5 separate regions of the Homo sapiens genome follow, and all the other regions are linked to region 1. A link is a contact called in ENCODE Hi-C or POLR2A ChIA-PET data. All regions are on one chromosome and are shown on one strand. The core of a region is the stretch at or near the end of the contact, and the rest is flanking DNA. Distances in the headings are between cores, read along the strand shown. Region 1 overlaps GRB10 (growth factor receptor bound protein 10). Region 2 overlaps COBL (cordon-bleu WH2 repeat protein). Region 3 has its middle 37 kb from the start of IKZF1. Region 4 overlaps IKZF1 (IKAROS family zinc finger 1). Region 5 overlaps IKZF1 (IKAROS family zinc finger 1).

Evidence for each region. Hi-C counts contacts between places; a loop is a spot of excess contacts on that map. ChIA-PET counts read pairs that join two places held with the same protein, here RNA polymerase II (POLR2A). Pooled maps may share reads with other maps.
Region 2: a loop to region 1 is called in a pooled map, with 10 times the contacts of the local background. The contact joins two enhancer-like sites. A Hi-C loop is called at or near these places in 8 of 50 pooled maps. POLR2A ChIA-PET finds 5 or more read pairs at or near these places in 2 of 52 experiments (K562 and activated CD8-positive, alpha-beta T cell).
Region 3: a loop to region 1 is called in a map with no recorded cell type, with 11 times the contacts of the local background. The contact joins two enhancer-like sites. A Hi-C loop is called at or near these places in 20 of 37 single-sample maps with no recorded cell type and 11 of 50 pooled maps.
Region 4: a loop to region 1 is called in a map with no recorded cell type, with 4 times the contacts of the local background. The contact joins two enhancer-like sites. A Hi-C loop is called at or near these places in 6 of 37 single-sample maps with no recorded cell type and 9 of 50 pooled maps. POLR2A ChIA-PET finds 5 or more read pairs at or near these places in 1 of 52 experiments (activated T-cell).
Region 5: a loop to region 1 is called in a pooled map, with 4 times the contacts of the local background. The contact joins two enhancer-like sites. A Hi-C loop is called at or near these places in 1 of 168 maps with a recorded cell type or tissue (naive thymus-derived CD4-positive, alpha-beta T cell) and 8 of 50 pooled maps. POLR2A ChIA-PET finds 5 or more read pairs at or near these places in 1 of 52 experiments (A549).

The regions. Positions count from the first base shown.
Region 1 is chr7:50,663,520-50,666,039 of GRCh38, forward strand. All of the region lies in intron 7 of GRB10 (growth factor receptor bound protein 10), which reads right to left. Among named protein-coding and RNA genes, the nearest start is that of DDC, 99 kb to the left of the region's middle. Within about 2 kb of position 1,257, at least 12 of the 41 ENCODE cell types and tissues checked have a DNase peak (open chromatin) inside an H3K27ac peak, as active enhancers do.
Region 2 is chr7:51,121,053-51,123,572 of GRCh38, forward strand. The region is part of intron 6 of COBL (cordon-bleu WH2 repeat protein); the gene reads right to left. Among named protein-coding and RNA genes, the nearest start is that of COBL, 190 kb to the right of the region's middle. Within about 2 kb of position 1,264, at least 9 of the 41 ENCODE cell types and tissues checked have a DNase peak (open chromatin) inside an H3K27ac peak, as active enhancers do.
Region 3 is chr7:50,266,372-50,268,891 of GRCh38, forward strand. No RefSeq gene overlaps it. Among named protein-coding and RNA genes, the nearest start is that of IKZF1, 37 kb to the right of the region's middle. RefSeq lists an enhancer at 696-795. Within about 2 kb of position 1,265, at least 8 of the 41 ENCODE cell types and tissues checked have a DNase peak (open chromatin) inside an H3K27ac peak, as active enhancers do.
Region 4 is chr7:50,335,013-50,337,532 of GRCh38, forward strand. The region is part of intron 3 of IKZF1 (IKAROS family zinc finger 1); the gene reads left to right. Among named protein-coding and RNA genes, the nearest start is that of IKZF1, 32 kb to the left of the region's middle. Within about 2 kb of position 1,264, at least 10 of the 41 ENCODE cell types and tissues checked have a DNase peak (open chromatin) inside an H3K27ac peak, as active enhancers do.
Region 5 is chr7:50,395,759-50,398,278 of GRCh38, forward strand. All of the region lies in intron 7 of IKZF1 (IKAROS family zinc finger 1), which reads left to right. Among named protein-coding and RNA genes, the nearest start is that of FIGNL1, 53 kb to the right of the region's middle. Within about 2 kb of position 1,258, at least 5 of the 41 ENCODE cell types and tissues checked have a DNase peak (open chromatin) inside an H3K27ac peak, as active enhancers do.

The DNA.
Region 1 (2,520 bases), core at 7-2,506:
ACAACAAAGCCACTAGCTTCTAGAAAACCTATTTCTGTCAGAGCAGAATGGTCAAGCCAGCCACTCAGGAAAGGTCATACTGGACTGCTGACTGGAGCCACGTGTCTAACTAACTGAGCCCTTCTCTCACAAGCAGCAGTGGCTGCAGCTGCCATCCTCTTGGTGATACTTTTGTAGCTGCATGTGCAGACATCATTTTGAAAGCCTATTTAATGTAATCCTTTTTAGATTCGGGCCATCATCCCAGCTTGCTGAGCCCTTAGTGGACGCCAGATCCAGTGCCCATCAGGGAAAGCCCCTGGCATGCCAGGTGCAGGGAGACAATGCAGACACCATAGGAGTCACCTCGCAGGATGCCACAGCCGAAACCAGCAGGCCAGGACCTGCCTGCCAGGGTGTCTGCTTCAGCCCACACAGTGCTTACAGACACTGAAATGTGCAAAATGTGGAGAGTTCAGGTCTTCAGTGGCAATTCTGATTTCTCTCAAAGCATCCAATTTTCTGGTGACACTGGTCCCATGCTCCTGCTGGCCATGCTCGGCTGATGGGCGGTGGCTGTGGACACAGGGCCCCTCTTCCCTAGCGTGGACACCGACGCTCAGTCTTGCCTCGAGGAGCTACTTCTGCCCTGACTTCTGATGTCGCTGAGCTGACACCCTCCTCACACAGCAAACAGCCAGGATCAGAATGCAGGAACCGAGAAGGCCTTTGGGACAGCCCCCCTACAGGGTATCGTACCCACCAGCCTGAACAGTCAAATGTACCTATACACATGGCTCCCCTCAGCCTCTCAGAGCCTTCTGAACTTCACCCAGCACCTGCAGGAAGAAAATGGCACCCCACTCACCTTTCTCTCCTCTCCCAGGACCTTAAAGAAGTACAGCAGAGGGAGACAGTCACCAGGCCGTGGCGGGGGGCCAGCCCACCTGCCAGGGTCCTCTGCAGTGTGTCTGTGGGGGCAGGGGGGACAGCTCTGGTATTTACCCAGGATTGTCTGGCACCTGGCCCAAGTCCCAGGTCTCGGAGCACATCCTTCTGTGGTGCCCCTCCCTCCCGACACCCGAGGCCAGCTCCAGGCACACTGCATGGCGCTTCCTCAACTCAGAAGGCCCCGGAGGGTCTGACGCAAAGGAGGACCACTGCAGCCAGTGTCTGCCAGGGCACCAAGATCAAAGGCAGCCTCACCACAGAGACCCAGTGGCACCAACTAGACCGTGAGCCCAGCCTCTCCGGCCGGAGCATGGTGCTTGGCCTCAGGGCTCACAAGTCTTTGCTATATCAATCACCCTTACCACAACAGCCTGTCTTTTCAAATGAGTCACAAAGCAGTTAAAAATACCCTGTTGATTTTTACCACAAATATCCAGTTTCCTGAACAATGACTAATTTAATTTCACCACCTTTTAGAGGAAAGAAATTAAACACTCAGAAAGAAATTCTTATGTATTTGTATTTTTGGTAAGTCAATGACGAGGTATTATTAAACTTAAATAAATCAAACCACTGAATAAAATTAAATGCCATTTAATAAATGATGGAATCATCTCCACAGAAGCTATACCTTCCAATGAAAGTCACTCACTGCTGACAAGGAGGACTGCTGTCACCTCTAACAGACACTATGTAAAACCATACATCACGGTTCCTCTATGCACTCTCCCAGAGCAAAGGGGGATGTCTGCTCTAACATCAGTTTTTGCCTTCCGTGAGGGAATAGGTCTGTGTGCTCTCTCACTTTAATGGTGAAGCCATAGAGTACAACCTCAGGTAAACGCAAGACCAATAGACTCTGGCTTAAATATTAACAAGCCAAAACATTGCTGTTTTAAAATTCATCATCAACAACAAAATAAAACAGAAAGCCCAAGAAGTCTAGAAAGACAACTCCAAAACATCTCACACTATTTATGAGCACCCAAACACCAGTGAGGGCCCATGAGCCAGTGGCAGAGGTGCGTGGAAGTGCCTGGGTTTACTGGCTCCAGATTTCCATGCTTCCACCAAGGGTCTGACCGGCCCAGGTTTGGAACCCATAACACGTTGGACAAACTGCTCTCAGGGCTCCCCCTGGCCAAATGCTGAGCAGCTGCAGGGCGGGTGCCACCCCACGTGGGGGTAGCAACGAGCCTGGGTGGGACCAGGGAGGTGAGACCGACCCTGCACTGCTTCTGTAGAAGCACCTGGGCAGGACCCCAGACCCAGAAGAGGAAGCAGAGCCTGGGCAGGGTGAGGAAGTTGAATCCAGGGCAGGTGAAGGACAGCCAGGCAGGAAGGAATGAGTGGGCTGTCAGACGGTGACATCCCAGCACGTGGATCTCCGATCAGAAGTAGCCCCCTTTGCGCCGGTGTACGTCTCCCCCACAGCTGGAGGATCACAGGTTTGAAACTCAGCTATTCCCGCCAACCCAGATGACTCAGGCAAGCCCCATGGGTACCCTTAGCAAACTCAGCACAGCACTCAGGAAGAACCTGGCCAATGCAGGGTCACGAAGCCAGGGTGCAGTCATCGTGGAAGAACTT
Region 2 (2,520 bases), core at 14-2,513, 460 kb after region 1:
CCTATGGGGAATTCTATTTTGGATTTTCTGAGGACCTGTCATACTGTTTTCCACAGTGGCTGCACCATTTTACACTCCCACCAACAATGCACAAGGGTTCCAATTTCTCTACATCCCCGCCAACGCATCTTTTCTTTTGTGTTTTTTCTCATAGCAGCCATCCTAATGGGTATGAGATGGTATCTCATTGTGGTTTTGATTTGCATTTCTCTTACGATTAGTGATGCTGAGCATCTTTTCATGTGCTTGCTGACTTGTATATTTTCTTTGGAGAAATGTCTATTTAAGCCCTTTGCTCATTTTTTAATTGAGTTGTTTGTTTTTTGTTGTTGAGTTGAAGGAGTTCTCCATACAACACATCCCTTATCACATACATAATTTGCAAATATCTTCTCCCATTCTGCGGGTTGCCTTTTTAATCTGTTGACTGTGTCCTTTGGTGCACAAAAGTAAAAGCTTTGCAGATACTAAAATTTTGTAAGTTTGGTTGAGGAGTAAATCAAATGTCTTTGAAGCTGAAGGTTAGTTAACCACAATGAACCCAGAGCAGTCAAGGCTGAGTTCAGAATGTAAGTTCAAGACGAGATGGTGCCTAGGAGGCTCTGCACCCAGCTTCAGTTTCCAAATCCTGAACAGTGCCTCAAAGACAGGAATTGGATCTTTTTACACTGCTGCAAATTTAAAATCCTGATTTATATTTGAAAACCCACTTTTCTGATTGTGGATTATCAAGGTGGCTGGACAGAATCATGAATATACATATAAAGTTGCAAAATGTAAAGGTGAGAGAAATAATGAACTCACTCTTCCAGCAGTTTCCCTTCATAGTGAAAAACATACTGACTGTTGACGTGACTGACAGGCAAAACCAAAGTGACAAAGTATGACGAAGTACAAGGATAAGAACAGCATACTTAAATGATGGATATTTGAACAGCATAACTCTCTAACACAAAGCCAGCTTCCCACTTCCTCCATGTTGCTAAACTGTCAACGTGCAGGAGAGTGGCGAGCTCACCTTTCATTTTGATTTTATCACAGAGAGCTCCCATACAATGTCACACTCTAGTGAGTGTTAAAAATACTTAAGACTCTAATCTCCTTCAAACAACACTTGCTTCTTTAGCCACAAGTGTCAGAGAGGAAACGATCCACAAACAAAAGGTAGACGTTAAGCAACTAAAATAGCTCCAGCTTCCTTTCTCTGCACACTGGCGTTAGCTGCCCGGCTATTTCCACCAAGGAGGATCCTTGCAGCCTGGCTGTTTTCACAGGCTCTGCAGTGGGAGGTGCCACAGGTTCCCAGGGATGTTTGTGTCGGACAGGAACTCGGCTTCCTTTGTGCCTCTGAACACAATGCTGTCCTCATCTTCACCATCTCCAGGATGGGAGGAGGCAGCTGGACGCCAGAGATGATCTCTGCAGCACTTCTATTTCCCCAGTATTTTTAGAAAGGTTGTTTTGTACCATCATAAGTGTTGTTTTTTCGTCTCCACATTGTAGAATATAAATACAACCTATACTTGGCTGTTTATTACAAAATGCATTAGTATCAATTCAGTTATTTAGCTCTTTGCTAGTTTTGTTAATTTACTAAAATGGCAGATATGCTTTACATCTGGCACATTTAACATTTAAATGTCAGGCCAGGCACAGTGGCTCACACCTGTAATCCCAGCCCTTTGGGAAGCCGAGGTTGGTGGATCACCTGAGGTCAGGAGTTCGAGACCAGCCTGTGCAACATGGCAAAACCCTGTCTCTACTACAAACACAAAAATTAGCAGGGCATGGTGGCGCATGGCTATAATCCCAGCGACTCAGGAGGCTGATGCAGGAGAATCGCTTGAACCCAGGAGGAGGAGGCTGCAGTAGGCTGAGATCGCACCACTGACTGCACTCCAGCCTGGGCGACAGAGCGAGACTCCATCTCAAAAAAAAAAAAAAAATTGAATGACATAATTATTTTTGTAAAATGTAGACTCAAAGACAGTTTAGTTAGGCCTGAAAGAATCCTACTTGTTTTATTTGTTGTCCCTATCAAGACTTTTAAAGTCTCATAACATACTGTATGAGCAGACAGACAGATTTTTGGAAGTTGGGTAAAGCCAAAACAAAAGGAAGCATCTCAAAAAACAGGCAGATATCCGTATCTGAGCAAAACTGACAGATATATTTACAATGTATTTGGCTATGCCTACAGTAATGGCTTGGCAGTTCATGCCTTTTAACATGAATTTGACATGGGTTCCAGACTTCTTGAGTTTATGTATATTTGGAGCTGGCTAGCCTGATGAAGTTAACCCCATTTACTAAGTAGTTCCATCAAGGGAACAGAGTTCTACAGAACAAGAGCCTTGTATCCCTTGTCGCTAACTTGCCAGTTTTGCTTAATTTTTTTGACAAGAGGCCATGTGTGGAGGTGAACCAATTCTTTCATTTTCTGCCAGGATGTTTCAACTGCAGTAGGACTTTCTGCACAAGCAGAACAGGCTGCTGAGAAAGAGCACCATGAACAGACAG
Region 3 (2,520 bases), core at 15-2,514, 400 kb before region 1:
TTGGATAAGTGCTTCAGAGGGGGTGAATGACACTTTACACTTTGAAATCAGGAGTGTCTGTTCTCAGGCTGACCCAGAGCCGCAAGGCCACCTGTGGCACCCCTTCTCCATGCCCAGGTGACTCTTCTGAGCTGTCTCTACCCCAGGCACTTCTGCAGTCCTGCCCCTCCACCTTCATTGCCTTGGCTTGTCCTAATTAAAATTTGTAATTTAAAAAAAAAAGAAAAATCAAAAGCTGGTAATCGCGAGCCTTCCTTGTAAAAAACACAGCTTATTTCTATCATTAGCAACCTGTGCTGCAACAGAGCCCCTGACACGTGCATTTCAGGAGCAATTAGGAATCGCTGGCTGCATTTACATAACATTAAAATCACTGTCTACATATGCAAAATAAAATGAATCTCTTCCCATTGCTCCCACAGGCACTGGCCTGAGATAGATTTCTATCTGTTTTTGCATTTTAGCCACATGGATTTATTTGATCTGCCCATTATTTGCTTTCCTGGTAACGGGAGGTTTCCCTCCACTCTAACTGCCTGGCCAGGAGCAGCAGGCTGGGCACACCCGCGCCAAACCACTCGGGAAGAGGGGGTGAGGCGGGGCCGCGGCCTATCTCATCTCCCCTCCCCAGCATGCCTTGCAGCTGCAGGAAGCCACCCACCCATATTTCAGAAACCACAGGCTCCTGTGGGTTCCGAGAGCCTCTGTCCTGGGTGTGCTTTGAAACATGCACACAGTTTAATGTCTTGTTAGTCACCTTCTTTTACATTGCTCAACTGGAACTGGGAAGGAGCACCAATTACTGTGAACCATGCATGGTTTGATCTTCAGTCTTCCCCTTCCCTCAAGAGCAGCCATTCTGGTAGCAATGCCCCACTGCTGCATGATAGAGTTCTAGCTCAGCTGGTGTGTAGAAAGGAGGAGGCTGTTTCTTGTTATGAACACCTTCCCACCACACAACAACGAGCTCTAAGCAAAACCAAGATGTTTTTAGCTGCCACCTGTCATATCAGAACCCAGGATGCTTCACTATGGAATGAGGAAGAAAAGCCCACCTAGTTGGAACCACGATTGAGAGTTGCTTCTCCCCTACTCCTGTGCCCCTGCAGTCTCTCTTTCCATCCAGAGCCCCTCTTCCCTCTCTCACCTGCCTACTCCCTTATTTTAGACTCAGCCCAGGGCCTGAAATGCACACTTTCCCCTCGAGCTTCTTCAGGACTTTCCTCTGGCTCCCGAGGCCCCTGCATTTCACTGCTGTAGCTTGTGGTCTGAGCCCCTGGGGGACAGAGCAATGTCTATCCCCCATCCCTGGAGCTCAGCAAAGAGTCTGGCTGCAGGAGGCACTCAGAAGATGCTCCTCAGCTTGAAGTCAAGAAGACTCTGGTTTGCCTAGCTGAGGCCTACCTGGTTGCAGAACAGTTAAAGAAGGAATATGCTAGATCAGAGGTAGCCAGCCAAGGCCAGCAGTAGACTCTGCAGCTGACACCTTTAGGCCTGCCTGAGGCTGCAGTGAGCACCTCAGCTGACCACATTCAGCCTTCCTGACTGCAAGACTGGAGAGGCCAGCATGCCTTTGCAGCTGCAACTCCAGAGCCAATCAATCAATTGCCCAGGGTAGGAACCCCTCCCAAGGCAGTGCCCTCCAGTTTATGAGGCCTCTGCACTCTGTGACTTCTCCATCCTCACAATGCCCTGTTACATGGGCAGTGATTAGCCACAATGCACAGATGAGGAAACTGAGGTTCAGAGAGGTTACACCACTTTTTCAAGATCACATAACTCATAAAGACCAAACATATGAACCTACAAATGTTGATAAATCCAAGTCACTGTGTTTTTGGTTGTTTTCTTTTCCCTAGCCACCCACTAAGCCTGGTGACAGGAGCAGCTTCATGGGCCTGCGAGCAGTGCAGTCTCTCAGGGTTTTACAGTTAATGCTCTGTGGTTGCAGTCTTGAAACTGTGAATAAATTTACCTTGAATTTGTGTTTTGTCCGTAAAGTCTGACGAAGCAATGGAGCATGCATTGGGGACTCGGAGACTCTGCTCATGTGGGGCTCCCTTCCAGGTGCCTCCCCCTCCCAGGGATGGGTTCTCAGCTACCTGCCCAAGCAACCCCCAGCAACCACTGCCATCTGCTGGGAGGGGACCTGAGCCTGTGCATGGGAATGGTTGGGCCTACACAGTTGTGAACAGGGCCCTGGGTACCTGTGAGTGTCTGCAATCTCCCCATGAGTATTCCTGTGTCCAAGGGATGTGACATTAAATAGCAAGTAAAAAACACCATGACAAGAGAGAGACCCAGAAAGAAGGAAGAAATGTTTTTCCTGCCATTTGAGCAAGGGACCCCCTAATTTCAGTTTGCACTGGGCCCTACAAATTATGTAGCAGCCCTGTCTGGCAGAGGTGTGCCAGGTAACCCTATGTGTCCACTACCTTGCAAGATGGATGGTGGGCAATTGGCCCTTCCAGTGCCCCATAGGGCCTAGTATCTTAGATTGTAGTTATTCTTAAGGAATAG
Region 4 (2,520 bases), core at 14-2,513, 330 kb before region 1:
ATGTGTGTATTGGATGTGTGGTGTGTATGTGTAGTGTGTGTGGTGTGCATGTGTGCATGGGATGTGTGGTGTGTATGGGATATATGGTGTGTGGTGTGTATATGTTTATGGGATGTGTGGTATGTATGTGTGATGTGTATGTGTATGGGATATATGATGTGTATGGGATGTGTGGTGTGTGGTGTGGATATGTATATGGGATGTATGGTGTGTATGTGTGTGAGATGTGTGGTGTGTATATGTGTTGTGTGTGAGATGTGTGGTGTGTATATGTGTTGTGTATGTGTATGGGATGTGTGGTATGTGGTGTGTATGTGTGTATGGGAGGTGTGTTGTGTATGTGTGTGTGGGATGTGTGGTGTGTGGTGTGTATGTGTGTATGGGATGTGTGGTGTGTATGTGTGGTGTGTATGTGTGTATGGGATGTGTGGTGTGTGTGTGGTGTGTATGTGTGTATGGGATGTGTAGTGTGTATGTGTGGTGTGTATGTGTGTATGGGATGTGTGGTGTGTGGTGCATAGTGTGTATGTGTGTATGGGATGTGTGGTGTGTGGTGTGTATGTGTGTTGTATGTGTATGGGATGTGTAGTGTGTATGTGTGTTATATGTGTATGGGATGTGTGGTGTGTATGGGATGTATGGTGTGTATGTGTGTATGGGAAGCGTGGTATGTGGTGTGTATATGTTTATGGGATGTGTGCTGTGTATATGTTTATGGGATGTGTGGTGTGTATGTGTGTATGGGATGTGTGGTGTGTCTGTGGTGTATGTGTGCACATGCATGTGGCAGCTGAGCCACTGGGGTGTTTGCTGTGCCTGGGAGCAGGCCATGTGGGTAGGTAGGCCTGGCTCTATTGATTCCTAGCTGTTGGCCCTGGCAGGTGGCTCTGCTGTTCCTTCATTGTGAGGTGAGGGCGCCCCCTCACCCGATCCTGGCTGTCATGTCTGTGAAGCCTGACCCAGCAGGGCACAGCATAGAGGGCTGTCCAGAGCAGCTGCACTGATATCATCATCATCTGCATTTTGGCCTGCTCCATGTCTGACATTCCTGTTAAGCAGGTGGCTTTAGGGAGAAGCATTGACACACTGACCCCTACAAAAAGCTTACAGTTCCTCAGTGATAAAACACAGGGTGCAGCCCGTGGCCAGGCTGGGTCCCCGGAGAAGACTCAGTTGGCAAACGCCATGTGGTTGCCACAGCTGGAAGCACTGGGGGAGGAGGAGCCCTGCCTGGCCCCGGCGGGGGCAGGGGGAGGGTGCAGGGGGAGGGTGCAGAGGGAGGGGATGAGTCATTTTGCCACAGGCACGCATGTGCTGGTGAAGGGGCGTGCGTGGGGACCATGGGTCACATCTCGGCTGTCCCCTTCTTTAGGAAGGGGTGGAGGTGGCAGGAGTGGGGCGGGTTGCAGGCTCAGAGGCACAGGAGGCCCGCACTCGCTCTGAGGCTGAGGAATAAAGGGTGTGGTGCTGGAAAGGGAACCCTCAAACCTGCTGACCTGGGAATAGCCCTTCAGGGGGCCTGTCAGATAGCTCGCCCTTGGGACAGGCGGTGGCGAGAGGCCAGGAGGCCTTTGGTGCAGGAGGGGAAGAAAGGCAGGGAGGGGCGTCTCAGAGGGCAGAGAAGGGCATCTCAGCAGCCCCGTGGTGTTTGCCCCTTTGAGGCGGTTCCATCCGTTGGCTGCATTGTCCACTTCGGTGACTGGGGCCACAGTGATTCTGCTGAATGCAATGGGAACTGTACCCAGAGTAGGGGTTCGCATGAGACCAAGGGATGGTGTCTAGCCACGGAACAGTCTGGAAGGTAGGGATGTAAGTCATAGGGCAAGTTCCATCTGTGGGACACTATCAGCTCAGGAGGGACAGCCAACAAAACAGCAGGACCACAGGGGCCCTGGGGAGTAAATGCCTTTAATTGTCTAAGAGAGGAGCAAAGAAGGAGACAGAGTGAGTTGTGTGATTCGGGTAAAATTTCTAGAAAGAAACATGGCGAGAGGAGTTGCTGGGGACAGGATAATGCCCTAGAAAGAGGTGTCTGGGGGTTGGCGGTGGGTTTCCCACAAGCGGCTCGGTAGGATTGGGGCAAAACCAACCATGTGAGAGGGACCGGGAGCGGCACAGGAGAGGAGGCAGCAGCTGTGGGCTGTCAGGCATCAGGAACCAAGGGAAGAAAGAAGACAAGGAGCTGGTTGGGGTCGGGGGTCACAGGACTAGGGGATGGTATTTACAGGGTAGTCTTTTTAGGAGAATGTTTAAATGTGATTGAAGTCCAGTAAGTGGGAGCTAGCAGAATAGAAAGGATTAAAATCTAACTAGCAGCCCCAGGGTAGGCCGGCGTGAGTCACCTATGAGCTGGGCCTGGGCCTGGACTATCCCCTAGGTTTCCTCTTGGCGCTCTTCTCCCTTCCCTCAGGGCTCTGTGCAGTGGTCTCCACACAGAGAGGTCTTCCTGGACACATGCCCTAAGATAGCGTTCTCAGCACTGTTGCTCCTTGCCCTGCCTTATAGCAGCAACGTCACCAC
Region 5 (2,520 bases), core at 8-2,507, 270 kb before region 1:
TTTCTATAGATGTTCTATTTCTATCATTGTATTGTTTTTGAGGATGTTGGCCTGTTGCCTTTGTATTTGATGAGCATTTTGACAGAGTCTATGGTCTTGGGCCACTCTTTCTTTTTCTCCCTTGAGAACTTTTTAGATTTTGCTGATGGCATTGCTTGTTGAATGTTGCTGTGGAAACATCAAGTCTAGTGTAACTGTTTCTTCTTCAAGGTGATTTGCATTTTATTCCTGAATGCCTGAGGGTTCTTTATTTAACCTTGAAGTTAAATACCCTAATTAGGATGTATCTTGGTCTATTCATTCGGAATAAAAAATTCCTGCCATTTTGTCTAGAGAGTCCCTTTTTTTTCTCTTTATTTCTGGGAAATTCTCTTTTATATAAATATGTTTTGTTCCATCTATTGTGATCTCTGTTGAGGGATACCAGTTGTCCATATGTTAGATAATTTGTCTTCCATATCTGTTAACAGTTCTTAAAGTTTTTTGTTTATTTCTTTGTCTATTTTTACATTTACTCACTGTTCTCTTGTGGTTTTCCTCTGTCAGTAATTTAATTTTTAGTAGTTCCTGTTCTATTACTTGCTATTTTTAATCCATGCATTAATTTTATAATAATATTATTTTGCTCCTTATTTTGTCTCCTGAGACCCGAAATCTCTTTTTTCCTCTTACTCTGTTGCTTTTGCATTTTATTTTGAATACTTTTAAAATTGATTCCATGTTATGAAGCAATTATGAGGCATTTCCTCTCTTGTTGGAATTAACGATTTTTTCCCCTAGGAGGGACTCTATGGTCTGTGTTTTACTTCCTTTCTTCCCCTGTATTTCTAGAAAATATTTTCCTAGTAACCCTGACATTTCTTTTCATCTTGCTTATTCTAGTTGGTCTGATATAGCTTGATTGACATTTCAGCCTTCTTCCCACTATATTTTTTTTTCCTGTGAGAGCTATTGGGTTTTCTAAATCCTGAAAGAATGCCAAAGATGGGGTTGGAGGAGTTTGGTGAGGCAAAGTGCAGCCTTTGTTAAAATACTTTTCCTTTGCTCTCTCTCCCTCATCTGAAATTTAGTTAAATACCCTAAGCCATCAGCACTGTACCTAGTTGGGGAATGCTTTCATCCCCACAGGAGATTCTCTGGGGCTTTGGGCCATCTTCCCCTTCAGTGTAGACCACAGAGGACTTTGCTTCTGTCCCAGGGAGCCCGCAGGGGCTCACTTCTCCATGTTCATCTGATTCTTGTCAGCCAAGGTTTCAAATGCTTTTCTGATCAGAACAGGGAAAAGATACCTATCTGAATCATGTCTTTATAGATATGAGGCTATGAGGGAAAATTCTGAGGTTATTCTTGACTCACACCTAAAGATTTGGAAATGAGATTAGCAGCAAAGCTTTGCCCTACATCTCATGTCAGAATTTTCTGTTTCTTTCTAGTCTTTGAGTGTATGTGTGTTCTCACACACGCCATAATGAAATGCATATTATATATAATTATGTGTATATATAATATTCTATGACTATACATGACATGTTCCTTTAGCTGATTGCTGTTAAGAGAAATTTATAGGTTTTTATTTTTCTTGTTTTGTTGGGTATTAAGGAAGAGAAATTCTATGGTAATTTTCATGTGGCACAGTAATCTGGCATATATGTTGATTTTTTTCCTACACCCATTTGTTGTGATACCAAGTTTGAAAACAACAGATTTCAGTGGTTGCTTGGGAAACCACAGAACCATGACTTGGGGAGAGACAGGATGATTAGGTGGGAAAGCACCCTTTTGGTGGGGCTGTAAAGACTTTTATATTTAGCAAAATTGGCTACAAAGTCCATTCCCCTCCTTTTCTTGCCTTGATTTGGTAGAGGGATAGACTTGGATACAAACTAGAATGGATTCATTCTTCTCTGGAGTTAGTGTAACAAGACATTTAGCTGCTCAACACAAAAACAGAAACAAAAAAATTGTGTGGTTTCAGCAGTGCTATACAATTACTTTTTCTGACCTTTAATGGAGAGAAACACCACTTCTTTGGTCCCTACCATCAGCTTCATAGGGTTTTCATCCTGTTCTGTTTCTGGGAGGGCGTAACTGGCCATGCACAAGTTTTTTTTCTCTAATCAGAGTATGTGCCACTTCTGACCACCAGTAGATGAAAACGAATGGAAACCAGGCTATTATATGATACATATCCATTACAAAATAAGACATGAAACTCAAAGGTACTTTATGGTATAATGGGGCATATATTCCTGGACAATTCTTAATGGTCACAGATTTTATAAAAGGACTATTAGTAAATGTATGAATTACAGAGTAATTTATCCTTCTGTTAGTAAGAACCAGCTGATGACCTCAGTGTCAGGTGCATCGTGGAAGGTGTTGGGACCTTCCCTTGCCACCACCCTCACCAGCCATCATCAGCCATAACCTGCACATTGGGGAAGTTTTGACTTATCCCTCACTTTTGCCCCTCTTCAAGCTGTTCTTTCCACAGTGAATGAGAAGGCCACTTCTTCCTTC